Regions from separate parts of the Mus musculus genome. Here regions 2, 3 and 4 are each linked to region 1. The links are chromatin loops, found by intact Hi-C in ENCODE. Cell type or tissue: heart. All regions are shown on one strand. Links, peaks and the distances in the headings refer to the core of each region. The heading gives the core; the rest is flanking DNA.

Region 1 (7,422 bases), core at 770-5,769:
TAGTGATGTCAACTGCATGTGGCTTTGTTTAAAAAAATAATAATAATGAGTTCAACAAGCTTGCTAAGCCTTCTCTTCCTGCTGGCATCCTGGCGGAGCCATACCCTTCTAATCGTCCAGACCTACCCTACTCAGCTACTGGGTGGCAGGAAAGATCTCATCAGTTCCAAGTTTGGAGAATCCCAGAGCAGTCTGCTCACACTAAGGTGTTTATGTGGAGACTTTGAAACAAGGTAACCAAGGCCGCCTTAGGCTTTTGGAACAGAGAAGGGATGTATGTCTTGGCTGAACTTTCTGATAGTGATGTCAGAGAAGGGACGGGAATGCCCATAGCTCCCCCTACTGGCTGTTCTAATGCCCATAGCTCCCCCTACTGGCTGTTCTAAGTCAAAGCCTTTAAGGGGCCGCTGATCTCCACTCAGTGTGGGAGATCTGGCCTGTGATCTTGGGAACCTCGAGTTTTTTAGTAGGATCATCTGCCTGCACAGATAAGCTAGCCTGTTATCCTCCCTTCTTTTCCCACCATCCTCCTGTGCCTGACCTGGCATCTTAATTCGTCATTTCTACTCTGAAATGCCTTTGGCGTTGCCACATTCCTCTCTCCAACCTACTTCTTCTTCTTCTTCTTCTTTTTAACCTCTAACCTGACAGGTTTTCCTGTCTCACCTGTTTCTTTCCACACCAGACCGAATTCTCTGCTAATGGGGTTCATCTATGCGAGACAAAGACAACCCTGTCCCAGAAGCACTCTGATCTACGTTCAGGATGAACCACATTTCTTGGCAACACGACCCAAGGCTAAGAGCCGTTCCAATGGGCTCTTGCTGCCTCGGACACTCTGCAAAACACTGAGGTCTGTGGATTCAGGAACTCCCCGCTCTCAACCCCACCCCATTCTCTGCTTTTTCTCAAGCTCTTGTCTCTGCCCAGAAGCAGGACCCTTCTCCCAGCTGGCCCTCAGCCACTGTCCACCCACCCTGGGGCCAGACTCCAGTGGCCCTCTGAGACTTCAAGGACCGTGTTTCCCTGATGGGCCCATGCCACTGGATATACATAATGGCCCATGTTTTCCAGAAGCTCTCAGAGGGTGGGAATACTTTGTATTGATCTTGGAATTCTCTGTGGCTGAGACCCAGCTTGTGCAAGAGGACATGAAGACAATGTGTAGGGAAGGATAAGGTGCGTGTTCTAGGTGTTTGTATTGCACAGCAACTCTGATTTCCATATTTGTATAAGCATGCCAGGGAATGGTGTGGGGAGGCCCTGAGCTCCTATCTGGATATACAAATGAGATGGTGGCCTCATTCGTTTTCCTCGGTTATTTTCCAGTGAGTTGCTCAGCCACCATGCCTGCCTTGGCTTTCTTTGGCCTGTGTGGGATAAAGTGTTGGGGCCCTGGTAGCCACGCAGGCAGTTCCTAACCACCACATACTAAGGCACCCAGGGCCCCTAGCCAGCACCTGGGTGTATGCATCTGGAATCAGTAGTGCTCTTCTTTCCTACCCCAGGCCACAGGCCTCCCTGGCCCATGAATGGTGGACTTTCAGACTCATTTTTCCCCCCACAGTGATTCTTGACTGATTTCTTTGCTGGGGTAAAGGAAAAGAAATGGCAGTTTTGATCCCCAATTCTGTACCAGGCCGGTGGCTGCTGTTTGTCTTGGTCAAGTGTTGCAGCAGCCACTGGGACGGTGTCATTTGCCCCATGTTACAGATAAACAGAGTTTCTGGAGGCCGAGAGATTCCTGGCCAAAGAACAGTGAAGCGCTGCCACCTTGGTCTACATGGAAACTGCATCTGCTCGCTTCCCACACCCTGGGTGAGGATACGGTTCCTAGTTAGGCTTGGCCTGCATAGGCCCTGCAGCCTCCCCAGACTCTGGCCTGGCCCTCGTGCTCAACCTCAAGATCAAAGAAAACAGTCTTGGCACCCAGAGCAGTAGTTCTTTAAAAAAGAACATTCTTTTTAAAATGTTCTCACAACAAATGGTTGTGAGCCACCATGTGGTTGCTGGGAATTGAACTCAGGACCTCTGGAAGAGCAGTCAGTGCTCTTAACCACTGAGCCATCTCTCTAGCCCCTGGAACTGACTTTTGCTTTGGGCTTCTGCTTGGTGTGGCGAGAAGGACCAGACCTGGAGATCCTCAGGCCTATGTGCCGAGGTCTTCCACTTGTCAATGAGACAAGGTGACAAATACTGCTGTCTCCCTCATTTCACTGCCCAGCTTCCTGTGCTCTGCCCTCATTTTAGGTAGCCCTGGTTCTTAGCAAGGCTGTGTGTGGTTGCTGGTACCAAATCTGCTGCCAATCACATCTGCTCCTCTTTCCTGGTCTCTGAATACTTTTATGGTCCAGAGCAGAAATGATTTAAATGGGTAGTAGGAAGGGGTACAGATTTTAAAATGGGGAGACACAGTCGTGCCTTGGTATGACCTGGGCTGTTGTGTACTCTGCTCAAATGTGTGTGTAACTCTACAGCATCCTATCTGGGTTCGTTCCAAACTGCACCCTGTTCCCGTCCCAGTATTTCAATTAGGATGTTAAAGAAATGTAACCATGAAAATATGTGCTCCGCACGCCATTCTGATGTTCTCTTTTGATATAAATTCTTATCAATTGCCTCAGATGATACTGACACCCGAGTGGGAATCTGGCAGAAGCGTCTCGATGGGCAGTCTCAGTGGAGTGCCTGGGTGGGGGCGGCAGGAATGGGGCCAGGCCCTCTGAAGTGTCTGCTGAGGATCCTGGGACCTGGGTGTGGGAGCTCATTAAGCACTATCTTTGCCAACACTGTGGGTGTGGTTCAATCTGGACCAAGAGATAAGGGTACGACCTGAGGCACCAGAAAGGAAGACGAGGCAGGTGGAGACTGGCCAGACACGTCCCAGGAGGAGGGAAGAATAAAAGGCAGCAAAGCTGGGTGGGGAGACGGGAGCTGGAAACAAGCTAAGGAGTCAGGAGAACTGAGACCTGGATGTATCGTGGGTAACGGAGAAGAACGAGGCAGGTCGCTAGCTTCTCAGGGATGGGGATGGGATGATGGCAAAAGGAATAGGGCTACCAGTGGGCATGATGATGCCTAGGTGGGCTCCCCGGTGAGCCCCAGGCCATGGTGACAGCCAGGATGAGCTACTGGAGATCAGAGAGGAGGAGCCATGAGAAAGCTGTGGGTCCCTGGATGTCTGGGGAGTCTAGAGCACGGGTGGTCTCAGGCGGCAAAGGGATGCATCCGTTACCTGCATGATGCGGACATAGTCGGTGCGATGCAGCTCACCCTCCTTGATCACTTTCTTCTTGAGCGTGGCAAGGTTCCTCTCCAGGTGTTCCCGCTGGCGGGCGTACTCCTGTTGCAGGTCTGAGTTCAACCCTGCAATCTCCACCTGGCGCATCACGTGGGGAGACACTCAGCCAAGGAGGGGAGAAGTGAAGCCTAGCACAGGGCAGTGAGGGCGGGGCGCTCAGAGCTCACCATGTCTGCCCGCTGCACGTACTTCTCAAAGAGGCCACGGATCTTCTCCTTCAGCAGCCCGGGTTCCTGGATGTACGCCACGCAGTTGTGAAGGTCTGTCTTGAAGCGTCGGACCAGCGCTTCCAGATCCCGTTCCTGCAATCAGACGTTTACTCCTGGGACAGCATGGCATGCTCTGTTCTGAGGGGCAGGGGCTTCAGGCAGAGGCTAATGAAGGGGTCTGGTGCCTCCTCATCTGGGATGAACACCTGACTGCTGGCGCCCACCCTGGGCACAGAAACCTAGATGGGCAGCCAGCCCAAAGGTCGCCGTTCTGAAATGCTTGTGTACCTGCCTGGGCCGGGTACCCTGCCTGGACAGCTGACAGGGCTTGAGACTGCACACATGGCATCCCGATTGCTCCGGATTCCTTTAAGGGCCTCAAGCTTATAAGATGGAAGGGAACTCATGTGGCCACACTTTCCTTTGGCGCCAAGAAAAATATCTCATTCCCTCCCACAGATCCTTACCCAGGGCTGCCCCATGCCTAAGGACCTCAGCAGTGATGGTTCCCCTGACTGTCAGGAGCACTGTTGTGGCTGGATGACAACTCCCTCCAGATTGTTGTAGACTGGACCAGCTCTCCATCTTCAGCCACGCTTTCTGACAGCTACCTTCCCTTATCATTACCCAAGAGGGTGTCTCCTTTTTCTCTTCTCTCATAGCCCTTTATTGACTTTCCATGTGTGTGTGCACATGTGTTTATATACACACTGACATATAAAATTTCTCTCCATATATAATTTTTTCTATCTCTTCATATTTTATGCAAAAGTTCAAATCACTCATCAGCCCTTTCAGCTTGCAAAGAGCGGGGCCACACCCTCTTCTCCTGTGTGGCTCCGCAGCTTTGGCAGCGTATGCTGCCAGTGTTTGATGTGGACAGTGGAAAAGTTCAGTCTGGTTTTGAAAAACATCTCAGTGGCCCGTGGAAAGAGTGCACAGCTGCATCCTAGCTCGGAGCCAGAGGACCAGGGTGTCCTACGCTGTTCAGAGGGAGAACTAGCTACAGGCACCCCGTGGGGGTTTCCTTCCCCTCTCATTTCACTGCCTGTATTGTTTTTATTTATAACACACACACACAAATGGAATGGACCAGGTGTGGTAGCACACATCTGTAACCACAGCCCTTGGGGAGGCAAAGACAGAGTTGGGAGTCCAAGGCAAGCCTGGGCTACACAGTCAGTTTCAGGCCAGCCTGGGCTACAGAGTGAGGTACTGTCTCAAAACATGTAGGGAGCCAGAGAGACGGCTCAGTGTGGAAGAGTGCTTGTTGTGCAAGCGTAATGAGGACCAGGGTTTAGAGTCTAGCATCCAGATAAAAGCTGGGTGGTTGTGGCCACACACACCTAAAACCCTAGCACTACACTGGGAAGTGGAGATGGGAGGGTCACTGGGGTCCCTGGTCAGCCAGTGTAGCTGAGGAAAGTGACAGCTCCAGGCTGAGTGACAGACACCTGACTTCCTCCTCTGACCTCTGCATGTGGGCATTGCGAGTGTGTGCGCGTGCGTACACACACACACACACACACACACACACACACGCATACGTGCACACACATCCATCCATACACTCACAGGAAGTAAACAAGACTGAGGTGGATGGTCTCTGAGGTTCTCCTAACATCAGCAATTTTGGGGTGGCCGAAGCTTTAACCACTAAGCACAAATGGCCTTTTAAATGATGTTCTTCTCCAGGTCAAACAGAGCCAAGGCTAAGGGTGCTCCTTCCTATAAAACCAGCACTCTGGCCCTCTCCTCCCTCCCTCCCTCCCTCCCTCCCTCCCTCCCTCCCTCCCTCCCTCCTTCCCTCCCTCCCCCCAAGCTATTCTATAGTCTCGGATGAATTTGAACATATACATTTGTGCAAGCCTGGAACCAGACAGGCCTGTGGGCAAGAGTGTGAGTTAAAATGGGAAGTGTTTCTTAGCAATGGCTGGCTCTGTCTCGAGGAGCCAGCTGCCCGTTGCGGGCAGGTGCCAGATCCTGAGTCCGCGCACTGCCAGACTCTGAAATCCTCGCACCTTCTGCTGCTCCTTGCGCATCTCCTGATCCGTAGCTCGCAGTTTCTGCAACAGTTCTGTGATGTTCAGCTCCAGTTGCGTGTTCTGTTTATGGAAACGCTCCAGCTCGGCTTCCATCTGTAGAGAACCAGGGGATGGAGGCATGAACGGGGAAGTCAGGAGGCAAAACTGCAACCTCCTGACAACCACAGTGCGATGTGTTGGGAGTGAGACCTTGCTCCTTGACACTTGCCCTCCTATAAGCACTGCTCTTGGCTGAGAGCATGCCCGCTCGGAGTCCTGCACCTGTCTGTGGCCAGGTCACAGAGTTTTCTTCTTAGTCACCTGCCCCTCCCTTAACTGTACAGATTTCTCTTTTCTTGTATTCTTTCTAATTCAGTCGACCTAGATCCCGGATTCTCAACTCCTGCTCAAGATAGGTCTCTCCAGAGAAATGCCTCCTTCACCCAGTTTGGAAGGATGTTTGAGTGGAGTCTGACCCTTGGGGTCCACAATCGTTCTAAACAGAAAGTTGAGGCTTGTTTCTAAAGTAGAGAGTTTTGAGGGACTGGAGTGGAATGTGAGCATCTTCAATCTAGGGCAGAAAGAAGAGACAAGATGGGGACAGACAGTCTGATCATCTAAGGGTCAAAGGAGTACAACCAAGAGCCATCCATCCCCTCTTCAAAGCGATGGCAGGAGATACCAGTGAGCGTCTGAAAGCCTCTCTCTCCCTTGTTAAATCTGTCTTACCCGGGGCACATCTAGTTCAGATGAGACTGGCTGTGGAGAAACCCAGTCCCCACTGAAAGCTTTAGGGGATGTTTGATGGACACCCCACATCTGATGGGCACTAGCACACCTGTGGTGCTTGCTATGGGGTTTTCAGGGGATCGGACAGTTCATTGTTTGATGTGTAGGGTGGAAGGCCCACCCTCATTCTATCATAATGTTTTTAGGTTCCTGTCTACCTCTGGAAGGTCTGGGAAGGTGAAAGAGACTGCCCCCATGTTCTGGACACAGAGGGACTCTTTTTTATTAATAGGAGGTATTTTGCTAGATGGAAAAGCCCTCTGAGGCGATGCCTGGCATCTGGATGGACTCTGTGAACATCTGATGAAGGCAGGAAGAGCAGGCGAGTGTGGTGGGCAGAAGTGGGGAGATTGAGAGTGGGAGGGGAAGTAGGAATTGCCTGCCTCTGGCAGACGTGTGGCAAGGTAAACGGGCCGTGTCTGCAGAGCTGTAGAGAGCCTCCGTGTACAGGGAACACACGAGAATGGGGCTTTGCAGCAGCTAGAGCCAGAACGAGCACCGTCGGGGCTGGGGAGGCGGTTCGCTGGTTAAGAGGCCTTTGCTGGAAAGGCAGAGGAGCTGGGCTTTGTTCCCAGCACCCACATGGTGGTGTTCACAATGCTCTATGCCTCCAGTTCAAGGGGATCTGATGCTCCTTTCTGGCCTCTGTGGGAGCCAGGCACACGTGTGGTGCCCATGTAAGCAAAACTCTTACACAAAACATATACAACTAAATAAGGTGTTTGTTTGTTTGTTTTTTGTTTTAGCAATGAGCACTGTAGGAGGCTTAGGAACAAACAGAGAACTGATGTAGTGGTAGTTTCTACATCCTAGAAGCCTCCAGTCTAAGAAGATGAGAGAACTGAGTCAGAGGCTGATATGAAATGGATTAAACGTCATCTGTGGCAGAAGCAGAAGGAGCCCTGTGTACACAGGGGACTTGAGCAGGGTCCCAGCCTGGGAAGAGGCACCCTGGCTGAATGCTATAGGGGAAATATTGGAGGACAAAGTAGGGAAGAGAACAGCAGGTGGAGACAGCCTGCCTGCAGAGGACTGGGGGGTGGGTAGCCTGGTGCATTTCTGTGGGATGGCATTGGTCCAGATGACTGTAACATGGCAC
Region 2 (7,422 bases), core at 843-5,842, 160 kb before region 1:
GCACAGTCCCCACTCACACACCTAGCAATGTCGGCAGCAGCCTTACTTTCCACTATACAAACCCCTGCCAACTTGTGACTTGTGACATATCCTCTGACAATAAAGGAAAAAGTCTGTCATTTCGTCAATGTGGTAAATCTTAACAGGCTTTGCGACTTGGTCAGCAGTCTTTTTGATCCCCCTCCCCGCCCCCAGATTTTTCCATCCCCCCCCCCAAACAGACCAACTTGCCTACTACCATTCACAAAAACTGAATAATCACCCTAGTTATTGTATCATTACAAACTGAATAAGCATGCTAACAGCTAAGGATGTGGTTTTAGGACAGCAAGACACAAAGTAACCTGATCCTGTCTAAGGTCTTAGAAGGATGGGAGGAAGGTCCATCAGAGCTTGCTGCTGGACGTCCCAGATGGAGGACAGACATCGGCTACTTAAGTACTGAAAGTGCACTGGAGCATTGAGCTGCACAATGCACGGCTTCCACTTCTCTACCTTTTTTTTGCTTTCAAAGCTGTTTTGGATGACCGCTTTTTCCAAGGCCCAGTTGAAGTCTGGTTCACCTGTCAGTTCTTATGGAATCCATCTTGAACCCAGGAATGTTGGTCTAGCCTTCTCGGAAAATTCCCGTTTATCTGATTGCTTGATGGGACCATTTCCAAAACCTCCTAAGCTTTTTTACATTTCAGATGTACTTCACCAGAACCAGAAGGCTGGCTTAATATAATTTAAGCAGGTAGAATGTTTTGCAAAGTGGGATCTGAGCGCCAGCTGCATCAGAATCACCTGAGCCGTTTATTAAAATGCATTATTTGATTCCTGGGTACAATCAGAGACCAACTGAATTCAGAGCTGACAGAGCTCAAGAATCTCCATTTTAACTAGCTCCCCTGGGGATTTTTCCGTATGACTGATTGAGACATTTTTTAATTCAGTTGTGTTTCATAGCATTCACCTCCACATGGAGCTTCAATCCTGACTTCCCTTGAGTCTGATGTGCCTGCCTTTTGAAGCAGTCTGATAAACAAGACAAAGCCAGGCTCTTGGAGTCAAGAGACCTGGATTCTGATGTGTTCTAGTACATGCTAAGTATGTGATCTTGCAGGTTACCCAACTGTCATCTAGGCTTTATTGTAATAGCAAGATAAGGAGATCTTTGCAGGGATACTGACATTAAAGGGGGGAGGGGAGTACAATGGTGTCGGAAGGCTATCACTGATTACGATCGTCGCTGAGGCCCACATACACCGATGCCAAGCTGGATAGTGATGCCAGGCACTGTGTTGCCACTCCCACCCACCCACCAGAGTTTCTTCCTGCTTCTTTAAGACTAAAGACCAAATTATTCTCTTGAGCTTTTTCTAAACCATGTGCTTTCTTCCCACAAAATAACGTCGATACCTCTGCCTCCTAACTATCCGAAGCCTGCCAGCATGATAAACCTTAACCTCTGGCATAACTGCGAGCTGAGCCTTCTCTTTCCCAGTCTCAGCCCCATCACCCACCACTATGGTAAAAGCAGGCCCTTCAGTGTTAAAGGCACCTTGGGGCAAATACTGGCTCTGCATGTTTCTCCATTCCTGAACAGGGAAAGCAAGAATGACAATTTCCTGAGGATTCTACCTGTGTTAGATACTTAGAGAACTTAAACTTCCTGGATCCCACCCATTTGTGGAAGGAGGTTAAATGCCCCACTAAATGTGACACTTCACTTACGCCTCTGCAACACCTATTATAATCCAATGTTCATTTAGTCCCCACAGCTAAGGAGTCTCTGTTTTACCCTCTGCATCCACCCTAACCCTCAGCACAATTCTGGTTGCAGAACAGCACTTGCTTCTTCCTCTCTTTTGGGAGCCTAGCCTCTCTAAACATCACCCTTTCTTCTTGGTATTCTGTTTCTACCCTATTCACTCATAGGGTTTTCATGTGTGTAGTTTATCACATCCTCCCCATACACGGGTGTGTGTACTCATACATTATACATATATAAGATCACACCCGTGTCAGAGTGCACGTGTGCAGGTCAGAGGACAACTTGTAGCTGTAGAGCGAGCTCACCTACCTGGGAGTTCTAGCCCCAATACTAGCTGCACAACTATGCTTCTTTTAATAGTGGCACCTCAGTTTCCTGAAAAGAGGGATGATAATGGTGTTTGCCTTATAGGGTTGAAAGAACTGGTAACAGTAAAGAGCTCAGAATTGTGGCTGGCATACAGTAAGAATTCGACAAGTAGCCATTGCTATTTGTATCGTTACGCACATGCATCAACCTTCCCTCCTACAAGGCTATCCCTCTGGGGTCCTGGACACGCTAGCCAAATTTGGTACCTCCTCGGATCCGCTCGTTCAGTTGGAAGGAGTAGTCCTAAGGTATCTTTGCATGGCATGACACCTCACCTGCTCTGACTTCAGTTGTCTGCTCTGTACATGACAATAAATACTGCCAGATTCCCTGCTGGAGTCTGAATGTCAAAACATACATATAGGGTTCTTTGCATCTAGGGGGTGGGGGGTGGGGTGGGGGGGCGGGTGCCTCGTCTGCCTTTTCTGCCTTAACTTGTGATCCCCAAGCCACATCACAGAACAAATACTTTTATAAAGAAGGAAGCAGGGTCTGTCCTAAGTTAAGACTGGCCAGAGGGTTGTAGGGCTTTGCCAAGAGCACGAACGCTAGAGCGAAATCAACTCATGCTATTGATTGCATTCCAATAGATGAGATACAAAAAACCCCGCAAAGTCGGTCAGCTTCGGCGTGGCACAATGAAAATCCCAACTAATAACCAAAACACGAGTTTTTATCAGCATCACTATCGCTAACAAGTCTGTGGATGGGCGACGAAGATCAGGATGGCATCTGAGTAAACAAAACAGCAACGGCCTCCTTGAGGCTCCGGAGGGTGAAGGCTGCCACACGCCCGCCCTCGGGCCTCGGCCCCGCGCCCGCCCATCCCTCACCTCTGGCTCGGGGCGCTCCGAGGCCATCACACAGCCCTCCCGCGCCGGCCCGGGCCAGGGAGGTTGCTCCACTCCTGACCTCTGACCCGGCTAGTTCTGTACCGGGCAGGAACCGGAAGTTGTTGGGATGGTCCCGTTTTGAGTTTTCTGATTGGTGAGCGCAGCAAGCCGTGCGAGAAACCGGAAAGGGAAGTGGTTGCGCCCGCCGGGCCGCGGCAATGCAGGTGAGAAGCGGGTTGGGCCTTATAGCCGCTGGCGGGAGGGTGATTGGGCTGAGGACACCGGGGAGTTGGGGCTGTGAGCGGAGGGCAGAGGAAAGGCAGCGGAGCCAGAGAGAGCGAGGCCAGCTGCGGGAGGCGCGGGCATCGAGCCCGCTGATGTGAGAAGGTCGGAGGCCCGGGGAGGAAAGGCGGACTTGATTGAGCGTGGAAAAGGATCGTGGTGGCATTTGGGAAGGCTCGGGAAAGTAGTGGGCTGCCGCACGCCTCGATCTAGGCTGTTGGACACAGGCGTCATAAGGCTTCAGAAGGCTAAAGGGATCGTGGGCCTCCAAGGATGAAAACTAAGCTGTTTGTAATTCGAGGCTGTGGGTGGAACCCGGTGTCCAACCCCCTCAGTCACATAGTCAGGTTTGCAAATCAGCTTTGCATCATTCTTCCCGGCTTGTACCTCGTTGCTAAGGGCGGAGAAGTGGGGTAAATAGTCCTCAGATAGTCAAACGGAAACCCTCTGCCGCCTCAGCGTTTAAAATTGTCTAACACTCAGAAACAATGTGCAGGTTTCCTCGCCTTTGTCTTTCATTACTCTTTCATTACTCACTTGGCTTGTTGCATCTGATAAACCTACACTGTTTATGGGTCACCCGAATTATGAAAGAGACACGGGAATATTGGCACAAAGATGCACGTTGACTTTCCAAAGCACCAAATGCTATGGATAAACGGCCAGTTGGGGGACCGGGAAGGGGATTGCAGAGCTGGTATTCAGAGAAAACCTTACAGAGAGGCAACGTGTGAGATTGTCCAGATTGTGTGGTTGACAGTAGCTACACTCACAAGAGGATGACCAGAGGCACCCATGATATAATGAACTTCGGGAATTATTTAGGCTGTGTGTGCAGATAGCACCCCTGTTATCATGGCAAACCTTTCTGAGGTGAACTGAACTTCCTGAAAAAAACAAAACAAAACTGTGTCAATGCCAACACCACAGAGTGACACGAGGGATTCTCATCCACCCAAGGAAAGCAGCGCAGTGACAATAAGCAGTCGTGAGGTAGGCAGGCCACATCTATTTTCCAGAAGAGGAACTGACAAAGAAGAGTGTGCAGAAACCTGAGCACGTTCCTATTAACCCTACTGCAAATCTAAGAGAATGTTGTCTACTGGGAGAGGCAGTGTTTGAGAGCTGGGAGGAGGAGAGCATGGAATTAAAAAGGTGCAAGGCTAAGTGAGTTCGAAGCCAGTTTTGTTACAAAGACAAATCATGAGGTTTCAAGCCAAAGAGAATTAGGTCTGGTGCAATGACCTTCTTGAAGGACCACAGTGTAGGAGGGTTATAGAGGAATCAGTTAGTAGGAGGACTTCAGGCCAGGTGAACAGGTTGAAAGGTCTAAGGGTTGATGCTATCTGTAACCCAAATACCAAGATAGAAAACAATTTAGCTTTTCTGAATGTGTCACGCTCACTTGTATCTGAGTAACCAAACACACTGTTGATGCAGAGGGAGGAGAAGCAGCTTGAGGCATCATTAGATGCCCTGCTGAATCAAGTGGCCGATCTGAAGAATTCACTGGGGAGTTTCATTTACAAGTTGGAAAACGAGTATGACCGGCTGACCTGGTAAGGATTGCCAGGACAAGCTGGGGAGGGATCCATGGGTGGTGGGGCCAAGCCCCCTGGCTGACAGGACATCTCCAGCGATGTACCCATTTATCAACTTGCAAATATCCTTTTTGATTTGGAAAGAACTAGGTTGCCCAACATTGACAAGTTTAGTTTGGCTTAAAGCCTCCATGGCAAGGAAGTAGAAAAATGTCCAGTTTCCCAACCTAGGCTGTTTCTAGGTTTTAATTCTTACGCTTTGGCTTCCTTAGTGAGGAGGCATTTCCTCAGTGGAAGACCATTATAGCTCCATTTATGGTGGCTCTCCTTCCACACATGAGGCTGGATCTGAGATCCAGCCTTCTGGAATGATAGAGTCTGTTACTACATTAGGGAGGAGGCTTTACAGACTTACTACAGTGTAACCACAGCCCCTGTTTCCACTGCTCCCAAACCCAGTCAAACAGTGGGTTGCCTTTTTTCTGTATCTATGTCAAAAATTGAAAGTGTGTTCCTCTTTCCCAATTCCATCTCTACTAGCAAATCTGGTTCTTGCCTATGCCAGACACAGGGCTGCGAGTCTTCGGGGTGAGTCTGAGTGTTGCAGCATTAGGACTTTTAGAGGTTACTTTGTAGGGAGAAGTAACTCTGGTGACTTCTCGCCACCTCCAGGCCCTCTGTCCTGGACAGCTTTGCATTGCTTTCTGGACAGTTGAACACTCTGAACAAGGTCTTAAAGCATGAGAAGACGCCACTGTTCCGAAACCAGGTCATCATCCCTCTGGTGCTGTCCCCAGACCGAGACGAAGACCTCATGGTAAGACACACAGTATCTTGTTGACTGGATCCTCTGTGTGGCCATGAAAGGTGAGGGCTGCCGTCTGGAAGACTTGTTTTTATCCTTCTGGGGTCAGGAGAGTCCCCCTTAAAGAATGAAGTGAAAATCAGGGCCTATCTCACCAAGTCCACGACCTTCCTTTTCCAACATCTATGTCAGGCAAAAAGAAAAAAGTCTGTCCTGCTTGCCTGTGACTTTGCTGCAGTCTTTAAAATGTGGGGTTGAGAATTTAGCTCAGTGGTAGAACAGACACAAAGTCCTGGGTCCCCAGAATAGGGGTGGAGGTAGAGATTCACAAAAGACCAAAACAAAACAGCAAAAAAAGACAATTTCAGTGTGGTAGTGGAGGGTGGGATTTAGCTCACCCTAGTTCTGATGGAGTGAGTGAGTGAAAAGAGAGTGTCACAGAAAGCTATCCCTACCTCCGGTTGTGTTGTCTCTGGAAATGCGTTTTCTGATGGAAGGGAAGTGGGGTTAGAACTGGCCTACTTGGATAGCACAATAGGATGAATCCAATCTATATTACAGCGTCAAACTGAAGGACGAGTGCCTGTTTTCAGCCATGAGGTCGTTCCTGACCACTTGAGAACCAAGCCTGACCCTGAAGTTGAAGAGCAGGAGAAGCAGCTGACAACAGATGCTGCCAGAATTGGTGCTGATGCAGCTCAGGTTGGACTGAGTCACTGGCCTGCTACCTCATCCTCATCCTTCATAAGCAAGACTTTACCAAGGCTGTGTAGGGGTGTGGGGTTGCTCACAGCTAGGCTGCCTGTGGAAGAGCACAACGAAGATGCTTCCCTGAATCATTGCTAATCACTAATCAATTCATGTGTGTTACAGAAGCAGATCCAGAGCTTGAATAAAATGTGCTCAAACCTTTTAGAGAAAATCAGCAAAGAAGAACGAGAATCAGAGAGCGGAGGTAAGGAGGGATGTGGCAGCACAGAGCGAGAGCTGTGTAAGATCACAGCACAGAGGGAGAGCTGTGTAAGATCACTAAATAGCAATGGCCTGCCCAATTGTGAAGTAAGGACATAAGAATGAACTGCTGGGGCTGGAGAGATGGCTCAGTGGGCAGAGGTGCCTGTTGCCAGGTCTGGCCTAAGTTTGATCCCTGGGACGGACCTACATGGTGGAGGGGGAAAGCCAACAAGTTGTCCTCTGACCACCAACACAAAATTAGAAGTTACTTTAAAAAAGAAGAGTCGGCTCCCCTCCTGAGCAGAGGCAGCCACCCTCTCCTGTCTTTCCCAGTAAATCTCTAGTGTGGGGTTTGTTGTGCCCTGTGACTTCGTAGTGGTCCTTGGCTCCTGAGCAGGAGGACACCTTTCCTCTCAGGACCAGAACACATTGGTGCCATGACTTGTGTAGGCTCTCATGGTGCCTGTGCTTCCCCTTGGGGTCTGAGCCACGCTGGGGGACATGGGAGCAGGGTGGGGGAGAAGAATGAACCGGTGAGAAAGGGATTTGTCTCCTGTTAGTAGTTCATCTTTACGACTATCCTTAAAGCACATAGAAGAAATAGACAAAGTAAAAGTTTAAGGCCGGGCGTGGTGGCGCACGCCTTTAATCCCAGCACTTGGGAGGCAGAGGCAGGTGGATTTCTGAGTTCGAGGTCAGTCTGGTCTACAAAGTGAGTTCCAGGACAGCCAGGGCTAAAGTGTTTAAGATAGGTTTGGGGACTTTTAGCTCTTTGATGGGGCTAGGGGGATTCTAGATATTGCTGCAGTCATAATTATAATGGGTTTAGTCCAGAGCTGGACACATACCTGAGGGCTCTTGCTTTTTTTTTTTTTTTTACAG
Region 3 (7,422 bases), core at 1,528-6,527, 140 kb before region 1:
ATACCACCACCCTGCTCAGTTCCCAAGAGGTGGAGCCATCTTCTGTGCCCAGGAAGCATGCCTGATGCCTGCCATCAGTTTACCAGACTTTTATCAGTTCCTAAAACCTCTTATCTTGCTGCGACTCAGGCTCAGGGAGTGCCTCGCCTGCTGCTGAAGAGAAATAATCTTTATCAAACTCTGTAAGTGTCATCCCAACCTATCGACAGACTGCATTTCTACACATTTCAGCCTGTGACGTGTTTTCCTTAGCCAAAGCCAGTCTGTGTGTGTGTGTGTATGTGTGTGTGTGTGTGTGTGTGTGTGTGTGTGTGTGTGTGTGTGTGTGTGTGTGTTTCTGATGGGTCCCATTGTCTTTCCATACAGCCTATAAACAAGATCCCACCCTTTCCTGTTAAAAGCAACCAACCATTAGTATCAATTTAGAAGTGAGAGCCAGGCACTGAGTCTAAAAGCTTCCCCCCCCCCCCATGATTCCTGTGTGCATTCAGGGCCAGCAGTTATAAACAGAGGCTGGGGATGGTCACACATGCCTGTAATCCTAGCACTGAGGGGACAGAGGCAGGAGGATCTGGAATTTGAAAGCAGCTTGGGCTGCATAGTGAGATCTTGTCTCAAAACGCGCACACACATATACACACACACACACACACACACACACACACACACACACACACACACACACACACACACACGAGCATACAGTGGGGAGGGTTGGGGGAGGCTGGGGTGGCTCTGAGTTGGAGAGAACTCTACTTAAGAGTTTCCATCACCTACCACATCTTTTGCTTCTAGGCCATTACATTGCCTCTGTGTGTCTCAAAAGCCTCTCCCTAACTGCTAGAAAGTGTTTCTGAGTGTCAGGTATCATTTCAGAGAAGCCTTTAAGAACAACCACACACACACACACACACACACACACACACACACACACACACACACACACACACACACACACTCCCCAGAGCTGATTAGGTTCCCCATTCCCCAGAGCTTTCATAGGGAACTTCACCTACATGTGACTGTGTGTTCATTTATGTGTATGTCTGCTCTCCTGGGCTGGGTGCTTTGAAGACTCCATAGCTGTGGAGATGCCATTTGGCAGACTTGGGCTATATCGGGTATTGGAAGATGCTTTCTGTCAGGACCAAGTTAAGAATAGAGTCTTTGAGTTTGTTCACTCATATAGTCAGCCAACATTTATTGAAGCCTTGCCACAGTCATCTCTCAGTGTGGCCCAGATGAATATGCACACACTTGAAGCTTCCTGTTTGTTTGACTTTAGGACGGTGTCGTCATCTTGCCAGTGTGCTTTCACAAGGGAGATGTAGGCCCAAATCTCTCGGTAGGACTTTCAGAGCTGTTTATGGATTTGCTCGTTGTTTAGGAAAGGTTTGTTAAAGGACTACTCATTAAATCATATACAAACATGTCCTCTGTGTAATGGCCTGATTCTTACCCTGACTGTTAATATTGAGACAGAGACTGCTAAGCACTTTACACGGGCTATTGCCTTAACCTTCACAGTAAGCCTATAAGCTAGGGACCATTTGTTCTCATTTTTAGAAGGTTCCATACCTCCTAAAATATATGCACGATCACACACACATTAACTGGGACATTTAAGCTCAGAACTTCAGAGTCAGGTGTGGCCTTAGAGCTGTTTGAATACACATGAAAGCCATCAGGACCTTGGTAAGTATTGGTTAACTCAATAAACACTACTCTCAAGAGAAATATAAAGATGTACTGTTCTCTCCGGGTCTTAGTTTCTCCTTTCCTTCCATTGTCCTATGTATTTTTAACAGCAAGTCAGAAAACATGTACGGTTAACTGCATGACAGATAATAGGTCCAATTGGAGTTAAGAGATATGACTAAAATATGAACTTTTCCTGCTGAAAGGATCGTGGAGTTGGGAAAGGTGCAGAAAATACATTAGTCAGAAGCAGGAGTGGTTTACAGAGTGGAGATCTGACTGCATCTCACGATGATGAAGGCTTGAGAGTCAGAGGCAGCCCCATAGATGGATATGTTTGTATGTAAATTTGTGCACATTCATCTAACAAGTCTTAATCACACATGCAAAACACCATCCCGAACGCTCCACTGGGAGCTTTTGGATCCACCACAGATGTTCACTGGAGAGAAAGCTGCTGACATTTGATGGCTGGAGTTCAGGCTATGGCTTGAGAATGACATTTCAGGGACATGGGGGTCTAGTATACAATGATACAGAAGCTGGGTTTGGAAGTAAATTCTCTGCTGGTTGTTTTTTTTTTTTTTTTTTTTTTTTTTTTGGTCAAGAGTAGGTGCTAACAGGTAAACAGGTAATCTAAAGAATGCTGAAAACTATACTCTGGCCTTCATCTCTTATCAATGCCTAGGTAACCAAATCCACCAATTATGAACCTATTATCCTTCCTAGCCACTGCCTCTTCTAAATTCCTCAACTCTCTGCCTACTTACATCATCCAGTTGTCCAAGCTGTAATTGAGTCTTTATAGGAAAGACAGATTTCATGCCATGCAATAGTTGGACTATCTGGTGCTGGGGTGGGTGGGTGGTGGTACTGAATTGACATCTAACTCCTCCCCCACCCCTACCCCTGCAACGTTGTCTGGCTTTCCCAACCCCATCTGTTACCTCTTCAGACCAGCTGTTTTCCTCTCACCTGGTCTCTCTAGTACCTTGTACCTGGGTTATAAGTTATGTTAGTGTGGGGAGCAGAGCTTAATGTGGTTTCGCTCACTGTAGATGGCCAGTAAATGTCTGACAGATGAGATGAGCTGCCTCAAAATTCTTGTTTTCTTCTGCTTCTAGAATAAGTCAGGCAGCCTCATTTGGCCTCCAAGATCTACTACATTGAACCACAGCCAATTTCACTTGCTACCCCCACCCCCACCCCCTTTCACTACCTTGAAGGCCAGTTTAGACAGTGATTCACAGTTCTTGCCTGGGGCCACTTGTATTCTCCCATCTCCGTTCCAGGAAATCCTCTCTGTGCCTCCTAAAGCTAGGACTCATCCAAGTTTATAGGCTCTGAGAAGCATGGTGGTGGCCGACTGCTGCCTCCCGCTAAAGCCTCCCGCCACCCCAATCAGCCCTTAGTAGGCACAGCTGGCCCTCCTCTTCCAGGAAAAGCCTTGAGGGAACGGTTGAACCCTGGAAATTTCCCGTAATCATAAGCCGCGACTGTCACAAAGCAGACAGGAGATGAGTGGGTCCTCATGCTGGACTGGACAGAGGACCACGAATGGGGCCATGCAGGCTGAACCTCAAGAAGAAGCTGGGTGCGGGCCAAGCCATAGTCATCGGCGGGACAGGCTGAGAGATGCGAAGGAAGGGGTGGAGAGCTGGGGCTGGGTGTGCTTCCTGCCCCGGGATCTGGCGACCCGCCCCTGCTCCCGCCCTGGCGGCCAGGCAGGCGCTGGACGGCCCCTCCTGCCTCGGCCAGCCGCCCAATCAGCAGGCGCCCCCCGCCCGGCCCGCCCCCTCCCCCTCTGGTGACAGAAAGTCGGCCCAGCAGATGAGGAAGTGGCCGGCAGGCGGCCCTGGGGACTTCTCTCCGGCCCTGATCCCTTTGAACCCTTCACTGCTGCCCGCCTGGTTTCCACTGGTGAGTGTGTACCTTCCATGGCTCCCCACGTGCCAGCGCCCCCTGCCTGGCTGGCCAGGCTAGCCCTGCCCTGCCTGCCTTGCCCTGCCCTGCCCAGGCTGTGGGCGAGGCTGTTCCTGGGGCGAGTGGGTGGGAGGTCCCAGGCACTGGGGCTGGGCCTGCCCACAGGATCCCTCCCCGGCACCTTGGCCCCTGACCCCCATTTGCTCACACCTAGTTCTTTTTCAGCACCTCCTGGCCTTCCACCCTTTGCCCACTCCTCTCTTTTCCCTTCCTGCCCCATGCCGGTGCCCTTTTTCTTTTCCATCCATCTTAAGGGAACTGGCTCTGTTTCACTGCGGGAGGGGGGTGGTGCGCACCCGGGTTTCCCTCAAACTTAGGGAGAGATCCTCAGAAGTCTGGACTCCCTCTTGCCCTCTGGGTCACTGTGTATCTCCCGGTGTTAAGTGGTGGTGAAGGGCGAGTGAATTGGAGGAGGTGGTTGAGGGAGGAGATAAGGAACTGGCAAGCTCACGTGTGTCAGAGCACATGCCTAAGTGCTAGGCCCCACTCCAACATAAGCCACCAACCAAAGTCTAACTGTAGGAAGAAATGAGTGTCACTCACCAGAGAGCTGTGTGTGCAGAAGGGAGGTGTGGGTGAAGATGTACCCATGCCTGGTCAGCTGTATGTCCCGCGGTTAATGCAATCCCTGACAGGTGTGAAGTTTAGGAGCCTGGCATGTCCGAGTCCAGTAGGGAGGCCTGTTTGGGTGATGTGGTCAACAAGATATGCCTGGACTGTGTGTGGATGTATGCTGGCTAGCTCCTGGCGCGGTATGCATGTCTCTGGGGGTGGTTGAGAGCGGTGTGATGAAGGTACATATTACTGTGTGAGAGCGTGGATGTGGATGGTAGAACTCAAGCCCCAAGGCTGGAGATTGATGGAGAGCAGCTGGAGCACTCCGCTTGTTGGGCAATTGCCGGAGTCCTCTGGGACAAAGTCCTAGGCTCTCCTGGGTCTAGGCTAAATTTTTGTATCCCTATAAACTTTCCCTTGGCATTCCTTCCAACTTTGAGGAGGAGGGGACCTAGCCCATGAGGCTCCCTCCCAGAAGAGGGAAAGATTCCTGAGACCTCCCCCACTCTCCCACCTCCTCACATACCACTGGTGTCCTCACCCCTCCCTGGTAGGGAAGGGTGATGCCCATTCTAAAGTAGGACAAACTAAGAATTCATGGCTGGTTTGGGAGAGAATGCTGGGTGTGGATTTTTTAGCAGTTCTGGCTTTGGCCAGACGTCCTGGCCAGAAGTTTCTGGAGAACCTACAAACTTATCTGGCTGGTCAGAGGTGGTGAGGCTGGGGCTCACTTGGCTTTCTCAATTCTGGTGGGTCCTGCTCCTCTAGGCATTGACCTGTGGCCTGGACCCACCCTCCACCCCATGCCCAACGTAGCGGGGGCGGGAGGAGGGCGGGGCTGCTACAAGATCTAGTCAGACAGGTGGAGCCGCCAGGGCAGGAGTCTCAAAGAGCCAGGCTCCTGGAGTGGAAGAGAGAGAGAGGCAGAACTTGCCCCTGAGAAGAAGGGAGGAGAGAGGCTGGAGGTGAAGCACTGGAAGAAGGCAGGAGGCTGGAGGTGAGAGCCTGGGAGGCAAAGGGGAAGCCCGGGGGCACTGGTGTTCACCACAGAAGTGGAACCCTAGGTTTGTTCAGGTACTAGAAAGGACAGAAGCAGGTGGGAGTCCCTGCAGGGGACAGAGGCGAGAGGAGAGTCTTGGAAAAGGGCCAGAGGGACTTTACCTGGGAGAAGGGGGTATGAGAGGAGTGGCTGAAGGGGAGATTCTCTGGAGAGAAGAGTGTCTCTCAAAGCTGAGAGATGAGACTGCTTGCCAAAAAGGTTGAGGAAGTTCACTGGGAAGATGAACTGTGTTGTGAGGAGAAAGGCTCCAGGAGACCTGGAAGGCAGGTCTCAGAGGGAAGGAGGAAGGCAGGGAAGGGAAACACTCGAAGAGAGTGGAGGGGAAAGGTGGGACAGCTCCATCCAGGCAGGCCGGATGCTTCGGCAGCCGATGTTCCAGACTGTCTCTTCTCCCAGTACACGCCTGCTCACCATGGCCTCACCATGGCCAGGATTCGACCTGGGGCCTTGTGTATGCTAGGAAAATACTTTAGTTCAGAGACCTATCCTTTTGTCAGTGAGGCAGCAGCTGTCTGATTCTGTATCTTGTCCTGTGGACCACATGTGTGATGGGGGGCCATGCAGTGGTCCCTGCCTAATACCTCCTCTCCATCCCTCCTTAGAGTCCTTAGCCAGGATGGAGGCTGTTGTGAACTTGTACCACGAGCTGATGAAGCATGCGGGTAAGCTGCTGTCTATGGCACTGCCTTCCTTCCCTTCTTCCCTGGTATCCCAGGATCTAGGGTTATGTCCTTAGGAACTCCTTGTGACCTGACTCATGTCTAGACCAAGGAAGGCTCTTAAACCCTGTGACCCTCACTCCTTTGACATCCTATTCACAGATCCCCGGATCCAAAGCTACCCTCTGATGGGGTCCCCCTTGCTAATAACATCCATCCTTCTGACCTATGTGTACTTCATCCTATCGCTTGGGCCTCGAATCATGGCTAATCGGAAGCCCTTCCAACTTCGAGGCTTCATGATTGTCTACAATTTCTCACTGGTGATACTCTCCCTCTACATTGTCTATGAGGTAGGCTGGAATGCCTAGGCTGTAGTTTCTGTTGAAGGTTAAGAGTTAGGGTACAGGGCATGGGCCAGAGCATGGCACTATCTGTTGCCGAGGTTCAGTTAGTGAAGGGGAGGGGTTGCTGGGAGAGAACGGATGGTTTAATCCACTCTTTTCTTAGTTTCTGATGTCTGGTTGGCTGAGTACCTACACCTGGCGCTGTGACCCCATAGACTTTTCCAATAGCCCTGAAGCACTTCGGGTAAGTAGAGCCTTAGGTAACCATAATTATAAGCAACCTAGATAAGGGAGAGCAGAGTTGGCCAGGTAGCAGAGGCTCTTTGGATACTGTGTAACTATTAAGATTGATCTGACTTCTCACAGATGGTTCGAGTGGCCTGGCTCTTCATGCTTTCCAAGGTCATTGAGCTGATGGACACAGTGAGTGTTACAGCTACTACAACTTGGGAGTGGGAAGGATGGACGGGGGGGGGGACAGGCATGCAACCTCCCCATTCTTCCCCCAGGTGATATTTATCCTCCGGAAGAAGGACGGGCAAGTGACCTTCCTCCATGTCTTCCACCACTCGGTGCTTCCCTGGAGTTGGTGGTGGGGGATAAAAATTGCTCCAGGTGAGCAGTGAAGGCCGCTGGAGAAGAGGGTGGCCACGGGGAAGAGAGGCTCATCTCCTGACCATCTTGTTTGCCATCGTAGGAGGAATGGGCTCCTTCCATGCCATGATAAACTCCTCTGTACATGTCGTCATGTACCTCTACTATGGATTGTCTGCCCTTGGCCCTGTGGCCCAGCCCTACCTTTGGTGGAAGAAACATATGACTGCCATTCAGCTGGTGAGGAGCCTGTTGGGCCCAAAGCCAACCCCCAGTGTTTCTAACTTAGCTCCTTCTTTCTACCCAGTTTCACCTCTGATCCTTGCCCTCCCCACCCTAAGCTATTTCTATTCCCCCCCTCTGCGCCCCAACCTATTTCTGACCCTTGTCTTTTTCTATCCCAGATCCAGTTTGTCCTGGTCTCACTGCACATCAGCCAATACTACTTCATGCCCAGCTGCAACTACCAGTACCCCATCATCATCCACCTCATCTGGATGTATGGCACCATCTTCTTCATACTGTT
Region 4 (7,422 bases), core at 908-5,907, 350 kb before region 1:
ATCACCCCCCTCACCCGGGATTTCTCCTCTAGCCTGGTCATCATGACCACTGTGGCTGTGCGCTGTTCCCACACCATCCTCCAGAAATCGCCCATGGTCTCGGGCAGCGGACCCTGTGTGGCGATGTAGGCATTCTGCTTTCGGTAGCCATCAATGTAGTTGGCATTGATGTAGTCACTCCCAGGAACACCTACAGGAATGCAAAGGGATTCGAGAGTGTTAACCTGGGGCTCAGAGCATTCTGGAGAGCAGGGTACAGGACAGCAAAGGGCAAGGGGGCACTGTGCCCCGGGCTCACCATCAATGGAGGTGAGGAGGACTCGAGAATGGTCATAGGCAATGACATTTGCATAGCGGTTCTTGGGCTTGTTCACCTCCGAGTTGGAATTCTCCCATGTGAACTGCTGTCCAGGGTCAATGGACTGCCAGAAATGGAAGAAACAGGGAAAGTGAGGGCCAAGTCGTGGGAGGCCTATCCATGGTGCTTTGCAGCCAAGTAACACCTACATTCCCCAGCCCAAGTCTGGAAAGAGATAAATTGAAGACTCAAACTTCCATGGCAGCCCCTTGTAGAGCTTATGAAGACCAGGTGGGTCATGGGTCAGGCCCTGCATCCAACCAGTGGAATGAGATGGAGATAATGATGATGATGATGATGATGCGGCCACCTGGGCTGTGCTGGAGACTGACTGTCCAAGGCTACAGGTCCACATACCATGCTGCCCAGCTCTCTTCTCCATCTCTGGCTTTTCCTATTCTGTCTGTTCCCTGCCCTCCCCGTAGGCAGGATCTAAGCTCCTCTACATCTCTTCCCTGGCTCTCTTCTCACTTCGTTGCTCAGGAAATGTTTTGTTTGTTTGCTTGTTTGGATAGGGTCTCATGTATACCTGGCTAGGTTTGAATTTACTACCTACTATATAGGATACAATTAAGGATGGCTCCAAAGTTCTCTCTCATCTTCCTACTTCCATGTTATGTGTGGGTGAGTGGTGGGATTAAAGTGTGTGCTACCCCATTTATGTGATGCTGGAGGAAATCCAGGGCTTTGCAAATTCTAGGCAAGCACTCTACCAAATTAGTCTCATCCATAGCCCATTCACAAGATTTGTTTTTCTTTTCTCTCTCTCTCTTAAAATGCATGTGTGTACACATATGTGTTTGTGCACTTGTGTGGTAGACAACCCTAGCAACACCCTCTGCCTTTGAGCCAGGACTTCTCAGTGGCCCCCGGTTCACCAAGTAAGCCAGGCTGGCTAGCCAGTAGTACCATGGTGGCTTCTGTCTCTGTCTCCCCACTCTGGATTACAAGTGGCCATTTTACACAGCTATAGCTGCAATCTTCACCTTTTGTAAGTCAATCTTCACTGACTGAACCACTCCCATTAGCCACCGCCACCCCATTCACAGGACTCTCCTGCTTACATCTCAGAGCTGCCCCTACTATCCTGCGGCCCCCTAGACATCTCCATGTGCAAGCTTCACAGCTCTTTCCACCCCAGTCCCTTTAAAGGCCAGCTCATCTGTTTCCTGTCAAAGCAGGTTCTGATGTGACCCCCCCACCCCTCAGTGGATAGCACAAATCACTGACCCAGGAAGCCCAGCCAGGTTTAAAGTCCATCTTGGGACCTCCCCAAGGTCCCTCCCATTGCTTACCACACCCCCCTACACTCCTTTCCTCTGCCTTTCTCAACCTGCTGCTGCTGCCAGCAGCTAGCTCTGCTTGGTACCTCCAGGCCTCTTCTCTTGCCCTGCTCCAACCCTCTCTGTCCTTCAGCAAGAACAGTCTTTCAAAAAAAAAAAAATGCAGATCTGAGTATCAAATTCCTGCTCAGAGGCCTCCCATGCTCTTGACTGGCTCAGGACACAAAAATGCTAACAGCTACATTTCTGTGTGAGCTCACGGTGTGCCCAGCACGGTCCTAAGCCACTGCGTGCATTTCTCCATCTTTTTACTCAAGAGAGGTTTGAGTTATTGTCCTTCCTTTGAGGATGGAAAGAATCGATGCCTGTATCACAGTCTCCTCCGTTTTGGTCCCAGCCACCTTATTCTCTAAGGAGGCTGTCTCATCACTTCTGTGAGGCCCCACCCACCAGACACACCCACCATTGTGTTTGCTATATATGATTTTAGTGCATGCTGTCAGAACCACACACTCACAGCAACGATTACTGCTCTGTCTGTGTTTCTCAGTGACTGCGTCCCAAGGCCATCTGCTTCTACATGTCAGCATAGGGACTGGAATACAGTTAAGTGCTAACAACAGTCTGACAAATGACCTACAGACCATGAAGAGAAAGTTTCGGGAAAGCCCACAATAGATCTGGTGGCTTCTAGGACAAAGAAGGGCCTTTAAAGAACGCTCAGATGGGAGGGATGGAGGGGAGGTGGTAAGGTGACGGCCGTGAGCAGGGGCTTATAGGAAGGATGCCAAGGCGTGGGGCAGGACAAGGGCGAATACTGGTAAAAAACAAGGAAGGCCTCCTTGTCCAGAAGTTAAGCTAAATCCAGGCCACCCGGCTGACAGGCTCTGCCTCCACAGCAGAGGTGACACTGTTGCTGTGCAGAGGCATGCTCATCTGTCTACCTGCCAAGCTCAGTTTTCTTCTTTGGAAGCCTGGCCTGTCGCCTTTAGGATCTACCTGGCCCAGTGCCCTCGGAAGGGCAAATCCGGTACCCAGGGATATATCCCCCAAACATAACTCAAGAGTGGACACCTGACTAAAAGAGAGCAACCCCCTGGGTCCAGCTGAACAGATCTATCCATCATCTGTCCATCAGTCATCCTCTGAGGTGTATGCCAAGTGCTGACAAAAGAGCGGCCAGTACAGCAGGGAGACAAAGAAAGGGGGTCTCCTTAGCACTTCCTTTCTAACAAGGCTCCCCTGACTGTATGGCCTGGGAACACCCAAACGTCCCTGACAAAGAGCTGTGGGTGAACCAGGTGGTCACTGACCCTGAAGTCTGAGCTAGCAAACAGAGGTGAAGGCCAGAGTGAGGCGAACACTTGGAGGGCTTCCTGACTCCCCATCTATGAGCTATGTGTTTCGGCATGCATGTGTGATCACATGTGGGAGCGGGAATGGAAGCCGGGCTGAGAACAGACCCTCCCACCCTTCTCGGACAATGGTTACCATGTGGAGACTCAGTAACATTGTTATGCAAGACTGAAGTGCGGATGGTCATGAAACCAGCACAGGCAAGGTCTGGGTGGCTCCACGACTCCTCAGCTGTTTGACTCTAGGTAACTCACACCTCTGTTTGAGTCTGGTTTCTGGTATGTAAGACAAGACTGTGACAGTACCACTCCACGGGGGACCGAGTAAGAGGATGCTGTCCCGTACCTGGTAAGTGCAGGCCTGTTCTTGTTGGAGATTAGATATTATAGCCATTGCTACTAAATCAGTGTCTGCTTCTGCAGGCATCACCTAGCAGAGCCTTCTGAAGCATGTCCTAGGGTGACCACCAGAGGGCTATGGTGAGCCTGTGGGCTGAGCCCAACACCTATGACGGCCAGTTCCCCAACTGAACTTTGCTATTGATCTCCCTGGCCTACATCCCAATATCCTCGACCTCAGGTGGGACCCAGGACAAAACAAAACCAGACTTGGAGAGACTGAGGACACACGGTGGGAGTGGTGGGTGTCTCACCTCATACTCCTGGGAGAACTTGAGCCCATCGTTGGCTTTGAGGCGCTCAATATTGTCTGCCAGGTCAGTGATGGGGATGGGCGGGTGGTCTCGCATACCTGGGGGAGGTGGGGCAGACACATGGGTGGCATTAGTGTGAGTTCTGGTCAGGGTGGTAGAGACAGCCCAAGGCATGTGTGAACATGTGTGATCATGAAGTACTCAGCACTGGTGGCATGGAAACAACAGCACATGCGGCGGCGGCAACAGGAATGGAGAACACACAGTGGCTGGGCATCAGGGGAGGCCAGAGATGGAGGTGTGTGTACTGTGAGCACACAGAAGCATGTCCAGATGACCTGGTGCTGCACGGGACAACAGGGCTCTCTGCCTGCCAGGCCTGCCTAAGAGGAGCAAGGGGCTTCTTCCCACTAAGACGGGGCTTCGAGCTCAGGAACAGGGTGGAAGCTGGGCTCTTACCACACCTGTCTGAGACAGACACCCCCTTACCCCGACCCCTCATTGACGCCAGTCACCTCAGAGATTTGGTGACCCTGTCACCCCGGGCACCAAGTGTGTGGGTGGAATGGTCATGGAGCGCAAAGACAATGGCAGAGTGGCATAGAAGTAGGGAGAGAGAGAAGCAGAGATGGGGAGGAAGATACAAAGACAGGCAAGGGATCAGGACGGAGGCACACAGAGGGGTTGGATGGAGACCAGAGGAGGCAGGGACAAGGAGAGAGGGTGGGAGAGCAGATACAGGAGGAAGCCAGTGAGCACAGGAGGGGACAGAGAGAAGGGAGACGCCGGAAGGGGAGGGAAGGGATAAAGGCAAGGGGAAAAGGGCAAGGAGAAAGTGGGGAGACGTGAGGAAGTAGAAGAGTGGAGACACACTGAAGCCAAAGTGTCCCCAAACCAATGTGGGAACTTTGAAAACTAACTTGAGATATTCGGGCAACTGGGGGCACTGGAACCTGCAGAGAAAACAAACCAAAAGAAAACAATGGGACAGGAGCAGAGCTCAGGAACCCTCTTTCTGGTCACCTGGTTCTGCGGTTCGACACTGAAGGGACTGTAGGTGAAGGGCAAGAGGAAGGGGCACAGACAGAAAGAGTGGGTCAGCTCACGTGCCTTCCAGTAACAGACAGTCCCCCTCCCCCAAAGAGAGAGCTTCCAAGCAACATAGGTCTGAGTGGCCTCTTGAGACCCTATAATAAAGTCACTCCAGCCCAGCCCTCACCCCCTCAAAATCTGACCTTGGCCATTTTCAGATGGTCTCCATACCGGAAATGAAAAATCTTTTAAAATCTCAAGTTCCTCCCTTCTCAGGGATGTCATGTGCCCATGACATCCTTCACACACTGATATGGAAAAGCGTTCTGCATTCCCTTTTGCTGCTTTTCAACCCATGGAAATACTTCTGCCTGAAGGCTTGGGTCCTATACCTCAACACAGCTATGGGCCCTACCCTCTCAGTGCCACACTACGCCAGCACCTGAGACAGGGAACCTTTCTGCCCACACCTCTGCCTGCATGCTCCCCTATAACACCACCATCCTGCGGCCTGTTCCCTTCTCCCTTCCTGCTCGTCCCGGGAGAGTCTGCCCATTCTGAGCTTTGACCACTACCTGATCCTTGGTACCATTCACACTGGTGGCTCCCGGCCTGAGGTCAGCACAAAGTCCAGACACAAAGGCCTACTGCCACTTGGATATCCTCTATGGCAGCAGACACAGAACTGGCTTTGCATCCTTGTGTGAGCTCAGCTCACCTGCCTTACCACCTTCAGCTTCCCAGACTCTGTTCTTCTCCTGCCTCCCTTTCCTACCACTTAACTGCCTGATGTCTTCCCCAGGGCCCGCCCGCTCTCCACAGAAGCAGCCAGCTCTGCTGCTCCTCTGATGAAGACCTTCAATGACTCCCTTGGTCAGTCAGGATGAAGTCTAAGCTGCTCAGCCTGCCGGTCACGGTCACTTCTTGGCTCCAATGCTGCAGAAATACCCTTCAGGGGTTTAACTTGATGTATACACACTGTGCTTCCACTTAGAACCACCTCCAACCCAACTTTCTGTCTGGTGCCCACAAAGTGAGGCACCCTCTGAGAGCAGCCTCCTCTAACCACAGATTCACGCACTGGTTACAACAGCCCGCTGGGTCCACACGGAACACTTTCTCAAGACACGTGTCTTTGGAACTCAGTCGCCATGCTATAAGGAAGTCCAGGCTACACAAAGAGGCTAGCTCGTCTGCCAACTACCTCCCACCGGAACAAACCACCCTAGGGTTGGCAAAGTTCACTACCAAAGGCCAGAAAACCAGTGCTAAAGGCTTGCAGACACCCAGGGTTCTCTTCCACCTTCTAGTTGTCAACTGACCTTTGTAGTGCAAATGTCCCCAGAAATGAATGGGTGTGGTGGTGTGCTGGGCAAATTTTATTTATAAAGCAGACAGTGAGCTGTATTTGGCTCCAGGCCATAATTTGCCAGCCCCACTTTATAAGATTCTAGTTCCCAGCTTTCAAATCTTCCGGCTGAAGGCCTACCCTGGCTGGGTATCCTACCGTGCCCTGTCCCAATTCCTGACTCATAACAACTGTGAGAGAGAAGACATAATTACTGTTGTTTTAAGCCTTGAAGGTTAGGGGTAATTTGATGCGCAGTGATAACCACCTCACACAAACATAAGCCCTCAGTGTGCACACATGACTTCATTCACTCATTCCTTTGTTGTGTGCTCAAGCATCCAGCGAGAATCTACCACACGATAAACACAAGGACGGGTTGAGCCAGCCAGGTCCTGGAGCTACAGCTAGAGACTGTCGCTCTCTGAGAGACACCTCTGGGGTGTAGGGAAGGAGTGATATTCCAGGTGGAAGGAACAGTTCGAAGTCACATGAGAGCAGCTCAGGGGAAGGGACAGGTATTGAGCCTGGAGCAGGAACCCTACACCCTTGCACAGTGAACCTGAAATAGCCTTCATCAAGGGCCAGGTATGAGCCCCTCACCTACCATTCTGTCTGCTACAGCTTCTCACTTCTAACACAGCCTGGTGTGTGTGTGTGTGTGTGTGTGTGTGTGTGTGTGTGTGTGTGTGTGTGTGTGTGTGTGTGTGTGTTTGTTGTTAAGGGCCAGAGGGCAGATATTGAGACTGACCACTTGTGCCAGAGCTGAGGGCTTCAAGAGGTCTCTTACAGTCCATCTATTCAGAGACTGGAGACACACAGGGACCTCTGTTGTCTCTAGAAGTCTCCTAGCCTGTCCACCTGTTCAATATGGATGCCCCCATCCATCATGAAGTCCCATCATGTCAATTCAAACGGAACAAAAAAGGAAGAGAAGCAGCCAGAAGTGAGCGTGCACTAAGGTCTTTTGACAACCTGTGGGACTGAGCTGGAGGCCAAGAGGCCGAGGGATCAACCCTACCTGGGGTCTGGTAGTTAAGCCTTCGCATCTCCACAGGGTCAGAAGAGTGGGCCAACAGGGAGTCCTTCAGCCCGATTGACTGCTCATCCTTTGATGATGGGGAGTGTGTTCTCTTCCTAAAGAAACAAGAAGAGGCTAGTGAAAACTGGGAACAGAGGCAGCTCCCACGGCCCCAGATGTCTTCCCACCACCCCACCTTATCCTGGGATCTCTGGGTGTGAGCCAGGGGGAGAGCAGCGTCAACATGAGAGAACACAGGGTAGGGACAGGGCAGGGAGACGGCAGGTGTGGAGTGGGCCCAGGAGCAGTGCAGCGAGGGAGGGAGGCCAGAGAGGCTGGTGGTTCCTCTGGACAGGAGGCAGGTCACCGCTG

The links. Hi-C counts contacts between places; a loop is a spot of excess contacts. Peaks named below come from ENCODE experiments on the same cell type or tissue, not always from the same donor. Only the 100,000 strongest peaks of a DNase experiment are listed, where the experiment ranks them.
Region 2: a loop joins it to region 1, with 2.6 times the contacts of the local background. A loop is called at or near these places in 10 of 42 quality-filtered maps.
Region 3: a loop joins it to region 1, with 2.7 times the contacts of the local background. A loop is called at or near these places in 7 of 42 quality-filtered maps.
Region 4: a loop joins it to region 1, with 4 times the contacts of the local background. A loop is called at or near these places in 15 of 42 quality-filtered maps.

What each region holds. Positions count from the first base shown.
Region 1 is chr4:118,566,114-118,573,535 of GRCm38, forward strand. It overlaps Cfap57 (cilia and flagella associated protein 57), which reads right to left. Exons shown (of 23, transcript NM_026789.5): 19 at 5,532-5,648; 20 at 3,469-3,603; 21 at 3,236-3,379. It overlaps Gm52677 (a long non-coding RNA gene), which reads left to right. Exons shown (of 3, transcript XR_003955099.1): 3 at 686-4,250. Among named protein-coding and RNA genes, the nearest start is that of Gm52677, 15 kb to the left of the region's middle. In heart, for the core only: no CTCF peak of the experiment used is centred there; a DNase peak (open chromatin) is centred at 2,788; H3K4me3 peaks cover 1,048 bases; H3K27ac peaks cover 1,780 bases; H3K27me3 peaks cover 3,489 bases.
Region 2 is chr4:118,406,205-118,413,626 of GRCm38, forward strand. Szt2 (SZT2 subunit of KICSTOR complex) reads right to left here and starts at 3,059. Exons shown (of 72, transcript NM_198170.4): 1 at 2,959-3,059. The coding sequence starts at 2,985. It overlaps Med8 (mediator complex subunit 8), which reads left to right and starts at 3,133. Exons shown (of 7, transcript NM_020000.3): 1 at 3,133-3,182; 2 at 4,681-4,799; 3 at 5,454-5,598; 4 at 6,148-6,288; 5 at 6,460-6,541. The coding sequence starts at 3,177. In heart, for the core only: no CTCF peak of the experiment used is centred there; a DNase peak (open chromatin) is centred at 3,097; H3K4me3 peaks cover 2,277 bases; H3K27ac peaks cover 1,640 bases.
Region 3 is chr4:118,424,598-118,432,019 of GRCm38, forward strand. It overlaps Elovl1 (elongation of very long chain fatty acids (FEN1/Elo2, SUR4/Elo3, yeast)-like 1), which reads left to right and starts at 3,496. Exons shown (of 8, transcript NM_019422.3): 1 at 3,496-3,618; 2 at 5,899-5,958; 3 at 6,118-6,308; 4 at 6,466-6,546; 5 at 6,669-6,725; 6 at 6,812-6,917; 7 at 7,000-7,136; 8 at 7,301-7,422. The coding sequence starts at 5,913. In heart, for the core only: a CTCF peak has its summit at 3,582; DNase peaks (open chromatin) are centred at 3,444, 4,304 and 5,054; H3K4me3 peaks cover 3,073 bases; H3K27ac peaks cover 2,768 bases.
Region 4 is chr4:118,213,443-118,220,864 of GRCm38, forward strand. Ptprf (protein tyrosine phosphatase, receptor type, F) reads right to left here. Exons shown (of 33, transcript NM_011213.2): 21 at 7,051-7,166; 22 at 3,650-3,747; 23 at 299-422; 24 at 15-190. Among named protein-coding and RNA genes, the nearest start is that of Mir7226, 6.6 kb to the left of the region's middle. In heart, for the core only: a CTCF peak has its summit at 3,465 (motif pointing right); a DNase peak (open chromatin) is centred at 3,590.